Linked DNA regions of Mus musculus: region 2 is linked to region 1. The links are chromatin contacts, found by Hi-C or POLR2A ChIA-PET in ENCODE. All regions are on one chromosome and are shown on one strand. The core of a region is the stretch at or near the end of the contact, and the rest is flanking DNA. Distances in the headings are between cores, read along the strand shown. Region 1 holds the start of Ahnak (AHNAK nucleoprotein (desmoyokin)). Region 2 has its middle 38 kb from the start of Ahnak.

Region 1 (4,256 bases), core at 423-2,922:
AGGGCCACACCCTGCCAAACCAGGGTGCCAACCCAGACATCATGCGCACAATCTTCTGTGGTCACATTGTGCAGAAGTGACAATAGAGTGAGCAGGCAAGCACACACACACACACACACACACACACACACACACACACACACATACCAGGGACACTACGTTGTCAAGGCTCCACTCCATTTGACTTGTAGGATATCCCCGGGTCACCCCAAGAGTCTTCAGTGCTCATCGCCATGTACAGCTAGCCCTGATGTCAACCCAACGCCACCAAGGTTCTGCGTCCCCCAAATCTGCCTCGGCACTGAAAGGGGCTCCAGCCAGAGGAGGCCCAGGCTCCCGCACACTGCACATCCCCTCCCTGCATGGGAAAGCCTTACATAACACAGCTCTCTGCACACACCCTAAGCATGTTGCCTTTCCAACCCCACAGTAGGATCTTGCCCCCCGCCCTCTCCGCTGGCGCGCACTGCAAAAGTGAAGGGTTCCAAAGGAGAGCAGGGAAGTCCTTCACCTACGCCCTGCGCTCCGGCCCCCACCGCCTACACACGGCCTCTTTCCCCCTCCGCTTTGCCCCTCACCCCCACCCCCACCCCCGAATTCTGGTTTGAATTAGTCACCGGCTCCAACCACTACATTCCTCAGGCTGCTGGAATCCAGCCAGGCGCTGGGGCGGGGGCCATCCCGCCCGGACGAGTTTGGGAGTGGGGTGGGGTGGGGAGAAAGCACCGCCCCTAGAAGGAGCAAGGGAGGTTCTGGGGACTGTGTCGATTGCACAGCCCCCTCCCCGCCCACCCAGCGCAGGAATCTCCCTAATTATGTCCCCCACCCCCCCTCCCACTCCCACCCATCCCACAGGGAGGCACGCTGCAAACTTCCAGGCTCCGACGCCCTGGAGAAAGAAGGGAGTTTTCTGGATCTGGAAACACAGAGGGGCAAGACTAGGGCGGGGCAGTTGAAGGGGAGCTGTTAAAGTCGCCGCTAGGAGCCAGAAAGGGAGAGGCTGGTGGTACAGAGCAGGGTGGGGCCGAGGGGAATCCGGACGCGAAGTTCGAGATGGAGGTGTGGGGAGCCGCGAAAGACAGCAGAGGGGGCACGCGGTGCAGGGGCGCGGGAGGGGCGATGGGGCTCTTGGAAACTTCTCCAGTAAACATGGTATAGGAACCAAGTAGCGCTCTGAGCCGCCGCCCCAAAGAGATGGAATCGGTCAGGGACCACCAGATCAGGAACGCCCTGCACTGCAGTTGGAACGACAATACATCCGCGGGAAAAAACTAAAAGCGCAGCAAAGCACACTTCGAAGCGATTTTCTAACTTAGTTAAACTTGGCCCCAACTCCGGAGAAAGAGCTTTACTCCCGAAGCGTGACGCGTCGCCTGCCCCGGCGGCCGCAAGCGGCCAGGTTTGCTCCCAACAGTCGGAACCCTCGTAGTGACACTACCGCAAATGCACCTTGTCCGAGTCCCTCTCTCCCCTGGTCGCCCGAACCCTGGCCCCACACCTTACCGCCCAGCGCTCCGCTTCCCTACCTGCGGGCTCAGCCCCAGGACGCAGCCATAGCCGGCGAAGGGCCCGAGGTCGCAGTGCTGACTGCTGGCGACGGCGAGCCCCAGTCGGGGCGGGTCTGGCAGGGCGGACAGTGCAGTCCCCGCGGCAGAGCTGCTCCAAGTGGCCGGGCCCCCGTGCGCGGAGGCGGCTCTTGTAACTCGGGCGGGTCTGCCCGGAGCTGTGGGGAGAGGGCGGGGCCGGGCGGGGCCCGAATAGGGCAAGGACCCGAGAGCACGACTAACACTGAAGCCACCCTGGAATGGGCCGGTGAAGGGAGAAGGTTGAGGGGGCTCAGGGACGAGGAGGCGTCGCCTTTTCCCCTCCCCTATCCCATCTATTGCTCCTGTCCCGGCTCTGGATCTTCCCACCCCATTTTAAACAGTGTGTGTGTGTTCACCGGCAAGAAATTCCTGGAAGCACGCAGGGGCACAGATTCACAGTCGGAATCCAGAGTCAACCTAGTCTGCAGAAGAGCCAAGAAGCTCAGATGATTCAACCTCGACCTCCAGCCTCCACACAGACCTTTGAGCTTTCTCTCAAGCTCAGATACATTAATCCCAGGCCCCAGCCTCCTCTCCCAGTTCCCAGGCTTCTTGCAGCCTCGCCCCGTTCCTCGCCTTCAGGCTCTCTCCTCTTCTACAAAACACACTGACTCTAAGACTTAGATCCGACCCCTAGGAATGGAGTCACCTATGCACCACACCACGGTGCTGTTCTTCATTGCAGCGACACCAGTCAGGCCTGCAGCTGTTGGACGCACCATGGAACAACTCACTCTCTCCTGTAAACTCTGTCCCCCATGCCTTTTGGGTATTTTATTTGGGGGAGGGAGCACAGACTGTGTAGCCCGGCCATCACAGAACTGGCTAGAACTGACAGCCTTACAGATTCCCCTGCCTCTGCCACCCTGGGACTAAAGGCATGAACCACTATGCCCCAGTAAGCTTGAGGAACCCAAGATCCAGCACTTTCTTTGCATTCCCAGGCCTTCTGCGCCTCTCACAGCTCCTCCCCCATATTTCCATTTGCAAGTTGCTCCGCTCCCCAATTTACAGCCATTTCCCACAGCCACTTCTAACTCTATGTGGATTTTATTAAATGCTTAATGATGGGGTTGCAGAGATGTTCTGGCTGCATCCCCCCTCCGCACCTCCCTTTTTCTCCTTCCCTATTGAGTTCTACCCTCTCTGGCAGGTGGCTACCCAGCTGCCCACTCCAGTTTCCCTTCCTTCCCAAATGCCCCAAGAGGCCTCAAGCTGGAGAACTGAGACCTTGGCCTGAGGCAGGAGCACCTTCGCTCCAAGATCATGAGTGGGCTGGGGCTGAGACCAGCCCTGCCCTGTCCTCTGAAATGGCAAACATGTTTGCAGGCTAAAAATATCAGCCAAGTCTGCTGCCAGCCCTGGGGGCTGTGTCCAGGTCCAGTTACCACACAGGGTACAGGCGATGGGGGGAGGGAGACAACAGAAGGGAGTGACAGAGAACAGACACAGATGTAATGGACACACCAGGGTGGAGAGAAATGTAGGTAGAAATTCAGACAGGCATGGACATGTAAAGACAGGCAAAGCAGAGACTTGGCTACTAACATTCCTCTCTCTCTCTCTCTCTCTCTCTCTCTCTCTTTCTCTGCCCCTCCTCAAACCCACTAGACATCACAAACACACTGTCAATTGGCTTAACAGCCCCCCCCCTCCAAATCTACTCCCTTCCCAGCACACTCCCTACGGTGAACTCAGTAAGTTCCAGGCCACCCAGAGATACCAAGTGAGGATCAGGCCAAAACACATTTCAAAAAATAAAACTCAAGAGCCAGTCATGTTTTTTTTTTCCTTTTACTTAGTGTGCATGATCATGTGGAGGCCATGGGACTTGTGAGGGTCTCTTCTCTCTTTCCACTGGGATCAAAGAGGTCATGAGGTTTGGTGGCAACTACCTGAACAAGTCATCCCCTAGCCCACAGTCCTGATTTACTGAACCAGGGTCTTACAGTGTAACCCAGGCTGTTCTGGAATTCACGATATAGGTTTGGTTGTCCTCAAATGACAACAATTCTGCCTTAGCCTCTCAAATGCTGAGATTACAAGTCTTCACCATATCAAGACATTTTATTTCACGGGGCATGGTGGCGCACGCCTTTAATCTCAGAACTGGGGAGGCAGAGGCAGGCAGATTTCTGAGTTCAAGGCCAGCCTGGTCTACAGAGTGAGTTCCAGGACAGCCAGGACTATACAGAGAAACCATCTCGAAAAAAAAAAAAAAAAAAAGAGGACATTTTATTTTATTCATTTTAGATGGGTACTCATACACTTATTGAGCCAGAAATGGTGATACATACCTTTAATCTCAGCACTCAAGAGGCAATGATTGGCAAACTTTGAATTTGAGGCCAGCCTGGGCTACATAGTAAGACCCTGTCTACACATAAATAGCGTTTATTTCACCTCTTAAATATAGACCAAGAATAAAATGAAGTACTCTGCAATCCTACTAGCTAGGTAATCCCTGTTGACATTAAATCAATGCCTCCGTAATGGGTCAGGGCATTTGGTAGGTGTTTTGTATGAGTAATAGGAATTTCTCTTATGTGAAAAATGAACACTGTACAATTGAGCTTCATCCCGGTCCTTGAAATTTAAGCACTATAGAGAGGCAGAACCATAAAAAGCAAACTTCTGCCTAGTGTGGTTATCACTCTGAGGCTGTCTGAC
Region 2 (4,764 bases), core at 506-3,005, 39 kb before region 1:
GCCAGAGGGCTGCTGAGAGTGACTGGCAAGGCCAATCATGACCTCGCAGAAACTGACAACCATTGCAGTAAACAGTAGAGAGGAGCCTGGGGGTCAAGGGTTCCCCAGGTCTTGATGAGGTATGGGCAAGCTGAGGTACCTCCACGAGGCTTCCCTCTCTGCGTAAACCAACAGTCAGGCCGTCCCACCACAGCATTCTCATCCAAATTTTTTGTTTTGGTTTTTGAGACGGGGTATCACTATGTGGCGCTGGCTGTCCTGGAACTCGCTGTGTAGCTCTGATTGCCCGCAGACTCTCAGAGATCCACCTGCCTCTGCTTCCTGATTAATCAGCTGGAATCAAAGGTATGTGCCACCCTACCCCACAAAGATTGTTTTTAAATGGGTATGTGTATCTGTGAGTATATGCCACATGAGTTCAGATACCCAAGGAGGCCAGAAGAGAAAGTCAGATCCCCTGGAGCTGGAGTAGCAAATGAATGTCAGCTACCCAATGTAGGTGCTGCGAATCAAACTTTGGTCCTCCCAAAGATCCGGAGTCACTCTTAGCCACTAAGTTCTCTCTCCAGCCACCCTACCTCTACTGGCTAGTTTGTGTCAACTTGACACAGGCTGGAGTTATCACAGAGAAAGGAGCTTCAGTTGGGGAAATGCCTCCATGAGATCCAACTGTAAGGCATTTTCTCAATTAGTGATCAAGGGGGAAAGGCCCCTTGTGGGTGGGACCATCTCTGGGCTGGTAGTCTTGGGTTCTATAAGAGAGCAGGCTGAGCAAGCCAGGGGAAACAAGCCAGTAAGGAATATCCCTCCATGGCCTCTGCATCAGCTCCTGCTTCCTGACCTGCTTGAGTCCCAGTCCTGACTTCCTTGGTGATGAACAGCAGTATGGAAGTGTAAGCCAGATAAACCCTTTCCTCGCCAACTTGCCTCTTGGTCATGATGTTTGTGCAGGAATAGAAACCCTAAGACACCACCCCATCCAACTTATAAATCTTTCTAGTGAATATTAAATCAGTGCTAGAAAATACACTCCAAGTTCAATCCGCTGTCAGGGCACAGTGGATAAAAGACAAGCCACGACCCCATGTTGTTCCCTGTACTCATTCCTGTGACCAGCAAACCCTATCAAAGGTTTTCCATGGTTATGTAACAAGAACCTGACAAGTGACACACAGGATCCAACCGTTTCCTCTCTGGAAACAAGGAAAGGGAGTGTTTGCAGAACATGTAGTACAGGGCTTTGTACCTGGGAGACTGGCAAGGCCTGGAATGGCCATCCAGGGGCAAGAGTCTGGCTAATCCAAAGCACTTATTTCCTTCTGATAATCTGTAATCTGTAATTTCCCACTTTTAAGGGTAGTAATTACTCCAAACAAAGAGCAGTAACCAAAAACAGTGGTTAAAGGGAGTGGCTTTTTTTTTTTCCTCTAAAAGAGATCTGCAGCTCAGTTAAAGAAAAAATAAAAACCTTAGTTCAAAGCTTGTCTATTAGATTCAATAGGAAAATAGTTTGAAGGAAAATATGGTGTGCAAACAGGAAAAAAAAAGTGGAAGCCTACCCACACCAGGCCCCCACCCCCTACAGTGAATTTGCCCTACCTGACCCACCTTACTCCTACAGCTAAATTCCTAGAATTTATTTTCTAGGAATTTAGACAATTCAGATTGGCTGCCTCCACTCTCTCACCTGACATCCCTATCTGCCTGAAGGGCCCACTTGAAATTCAAGTGGCGAGCCAGACTCGCAGGCTTGCAAATAGAAAATGCACTGTCATTCTTCTCCCTGGCTTTTCACATTCCAGTCCTCCCCACGGCCTGGCTGCCTGAGCAAGGGGACAGAGCACCGGCTGCCTGGCAGCTGTGTATCCTGGAAGAGACGGCACACACAGGAAAAAACACACAGAGCAGGCTATACTGCATGGCTGAAAAAAAAAATCAAAGCCTTCCACTTTGGGTGGACAGGAGTAGTGAGCTTTAAGCTGAAGCTCCTTCCTCGGGGAGGGTACCAAGTGCCCCACACTGCAGTCCCATGTGACTACAGCTCAGTAAGGGCTGCCAGATTCCAGGAGATGGATGGATGGATGGACCTTAAATAGTCACCAGGAGGGTGACTTCTTGTGTAGCCCAGGCTGTCCTGGAATAAAGCCGTCAATGGGAGGATGACCTTGAACTTTAGATTCTCCTGGGTCCACCTCCTCCATTCTCCTGGGTCCACCTCCTGAGTTCTGTTTAGATTCTCCTGGGTCCACCTCCTGAGTTCTGGGGTTTCAGTTGTGTGCCACCACACCAGGCTTATGATATGGCAAGTCCAGGACTTGCTACATTCCCAGCCCACACACACAAGTCCTGTTTTTATTATTACTTGTGTGTACTTGTATCTGTGTGCATGTTTATGCATGTGCACGTGTGTGTATGTGTGTACAAGACTATGCCCATGCATGTGAAGGCCAGAGGCCAAAGTCACCTGTCTTTCTCTATCATTGTCCACCTGTTCTTTTACTTGATCTGGCTCACCAATGGGCTAGACTGTCAGGCCAGAGAGCTCTGGGAGCTCTCTATCCCCACCCCATCTCCCAGTGATAGGGTTACAGACCAGAATACCATGCCCACCTTTCGCCTCAATTCTGGACACCAGAACTCAAGTCCTCACGTACGAGAGCAAGAGCTTAAGTACCAAACCATGTCCCCAGCCCTCTTTTAAATACCAGCATTCAAAAGTGCAAACCTAAGATGCCGTCATATACAAAGTCATCTTTTAGGCAAAGTCTGTATAAAGCAGAGAGTTGGGGCTGATGCCGCATTTTAGAAATGAAGGTCCCACCGGGTAAGGGGTAGGCCCCAGAGGCAACATGTGACCCACGTACAGCAGCTTCCAGCTGGTCTCTGCTGGTCTTTTTTCTGTGATTGCCCAGTATCATATGCCCAGTCTTGTTTGGCCATCAGCCTGGCTCATTACTTCACACCAGCCTGGTCTAAATAGATAAAAATCTGCCTAGGAACTGTGGCAGAACTTGGATTAGTTCCAGGATTGGCTGGTTGGCTGAAAGTGGCTACAATTACTCCCAGAGACTGGGATCCCTTGTTTCCTGGACACTAACAGCTGAATTGGTGAATTGGGGTAGGGGGCGGGGGTGTCAGATCATTTGATTTGGGGTCAGAGCAAAAATTTTGCCTTGATGTTACAGTACTCTGTTTTCTTAGGGTACATTTATTTGGGGCACCCAGAAAGGCAGGGCTCAAACCCTATGAACAGCCACCCTTTGGGGCTGTCTGCGTAGTAACGAATAAAGACAACGTTTTGCACTTACTAGACCATTGAGTCACACCCCAGCCCTTCTTCCTCTTTTTCCTAGTCTTCCTCGTCCACACCCTTTACATTTCTCAGGCTCATCCAATCATCCTGGCCCTGACTAATCCACTTTGCCCAGGCTTCTTCTTGGATTTTGACTTGTTTCCTTCTAGGCTCTAATCTGTGATTAAAGAGCTCTAGGTGTCCTGAGTTCTTACCCTGGGCTTGGGTGGGCTGAACTGCCCCATCCCACTTGGGGAGTGTGGAAATCTCTGATCATACTATAGGCTGTTGGATGATTCTCAAACCGGAGTCGAGCAGGCATGGCAGGTGCAGAGATAGACGGGGAAACACTTGGAAGCAGCCCTTCCCTTCTCCCAATCCCTGTGTGGAAGTACCTCTCATTTTCAGGCCCTCCCCTAGACACAAGGTTCAACCTCCTAGGGCCCCAGATTGAGCAGAACAGTGTTTGCAGACCATCAACCTGTCCACTCTCCAAGGGACCAGTGGGCGGGACTAACTATAATACATTAACTTCAGTTGTTTCTCTCATTTATTAGTATCATGGAAGAGTGAAGACTGGATAGGGCAAAGGACTGGGAATAGTATGAGGTAGGAAGTCCAAGAAAGAGACTGACAGCTGCCCATGCTCATTGCTCTTGAGCCCACTGCCTCCCCTTGGAGGGGAAAAATTGGGCGCATTCACCAGGCTTTGCCTTCCAAAGCTGATCCTGAAACCTGTATTCCTCTGGGACCTCAGTGTCCACCCTTCCTGCCCTAGTCCCACCCTGCTGTCCCACACTTCACTACCAGCTTTTACTCCTGCTGTTTCCCTGCTTGGAAAACCCCCCTCAGCTCCTCTCCAAGCCTTAAAACACAGTTTACTAACCCACCCTTCCTGGTAGCAGAAAGAACAAACTGCTGATAAAGACATGAGGTTTCTCAGAACAGATTGCAGTGAGAATGTTGACGCTGTTGGACTATGTGCCCCTGCACACAGCACTAACCCTGTCTGAACTTGCCTATTAAATGCAAATTAGGGCCCACCTTGTGGCGTTGTGTGTGACTTATAGAACACTTAACCTAGAGTTAGCAAGCAGTTCATGGAAATAATTCATACATACAATTTTTACTATACATTGAGCACACTGTACTATTCACGATGCAGAAGTTGGAGTTTATTAGGAAGAAGGTATGCATGTTGATTTACATTATTCTCATAATGCTGTAAGAAGAATTCCATACCATCTCCTTCTTTTCATCTTACAGAAAAGGAAATTCCATATCTGTCTCCTGACCTGAGTCCTAAGGAACGAACCCCGGACCTGAACACGCCACGCAAAAAACTCTACCAACTAAGTTTTATCTCCAGCCTTATGTCACAGATTTTGATGAGTTACCAAGGGTCCCAAAAGTCCCCAAAAAGAACCTTTTTTTTTTTTTTAATGGTTTCTCATTGGGGAACGAGGCAGAAT

What was found. Hi-C counts contacts between places; a loop is a spot of excess contacts on that map. ChIA-PET counts read pairs that join two places held with the same protein, here RNA polymerase II (POLR2A).
Region 2: a loop to region 1 is called in a map of gastrocnemius, with 2.0 times the contacts of the local background. The contact joins the enhancer-like site here to the promoter of Ahnak in region 1. A Hi-C loop is called at or near these places in 7 of 37 maps with a recorded cell type or tissue (gastrocnemius, heart and left cerebral cortex). POLR2A ChIA-PET finds 5 or more read pairs at or near these places in 4 of 5 experiments (Patski and embryonic stem cell).

What each region holds. Positions count from the first base shown.
Region 1 is chr19:8,986,700-8,990,955 of GRCm38, reverse strand. Ahnak (AHNAK nucleoprotein (desmoyokin)) reads right to left here and starts at 1,672. Exons shown (of 5, transcript NM_009643.2): 1 at 1,527-1,672.
Region 2 is chr19:9,025,018-9,029,781 of GRCm38, reverse strand. It overlaps a transcript of Ahnak not described here. Among named protein-coding and RNA genes, the nearest start is that of Ahnak, 38 kb to the right of the region's middle. Within about 2 kb of position 1,755, at least 2 of the 3 ENCODE cell types and tissues checked have a DNase peak (open chromatin) inside an H3K27ac peak, as active enhancers do; they include gastrocnemius and heart, where a contact is called at or near this core.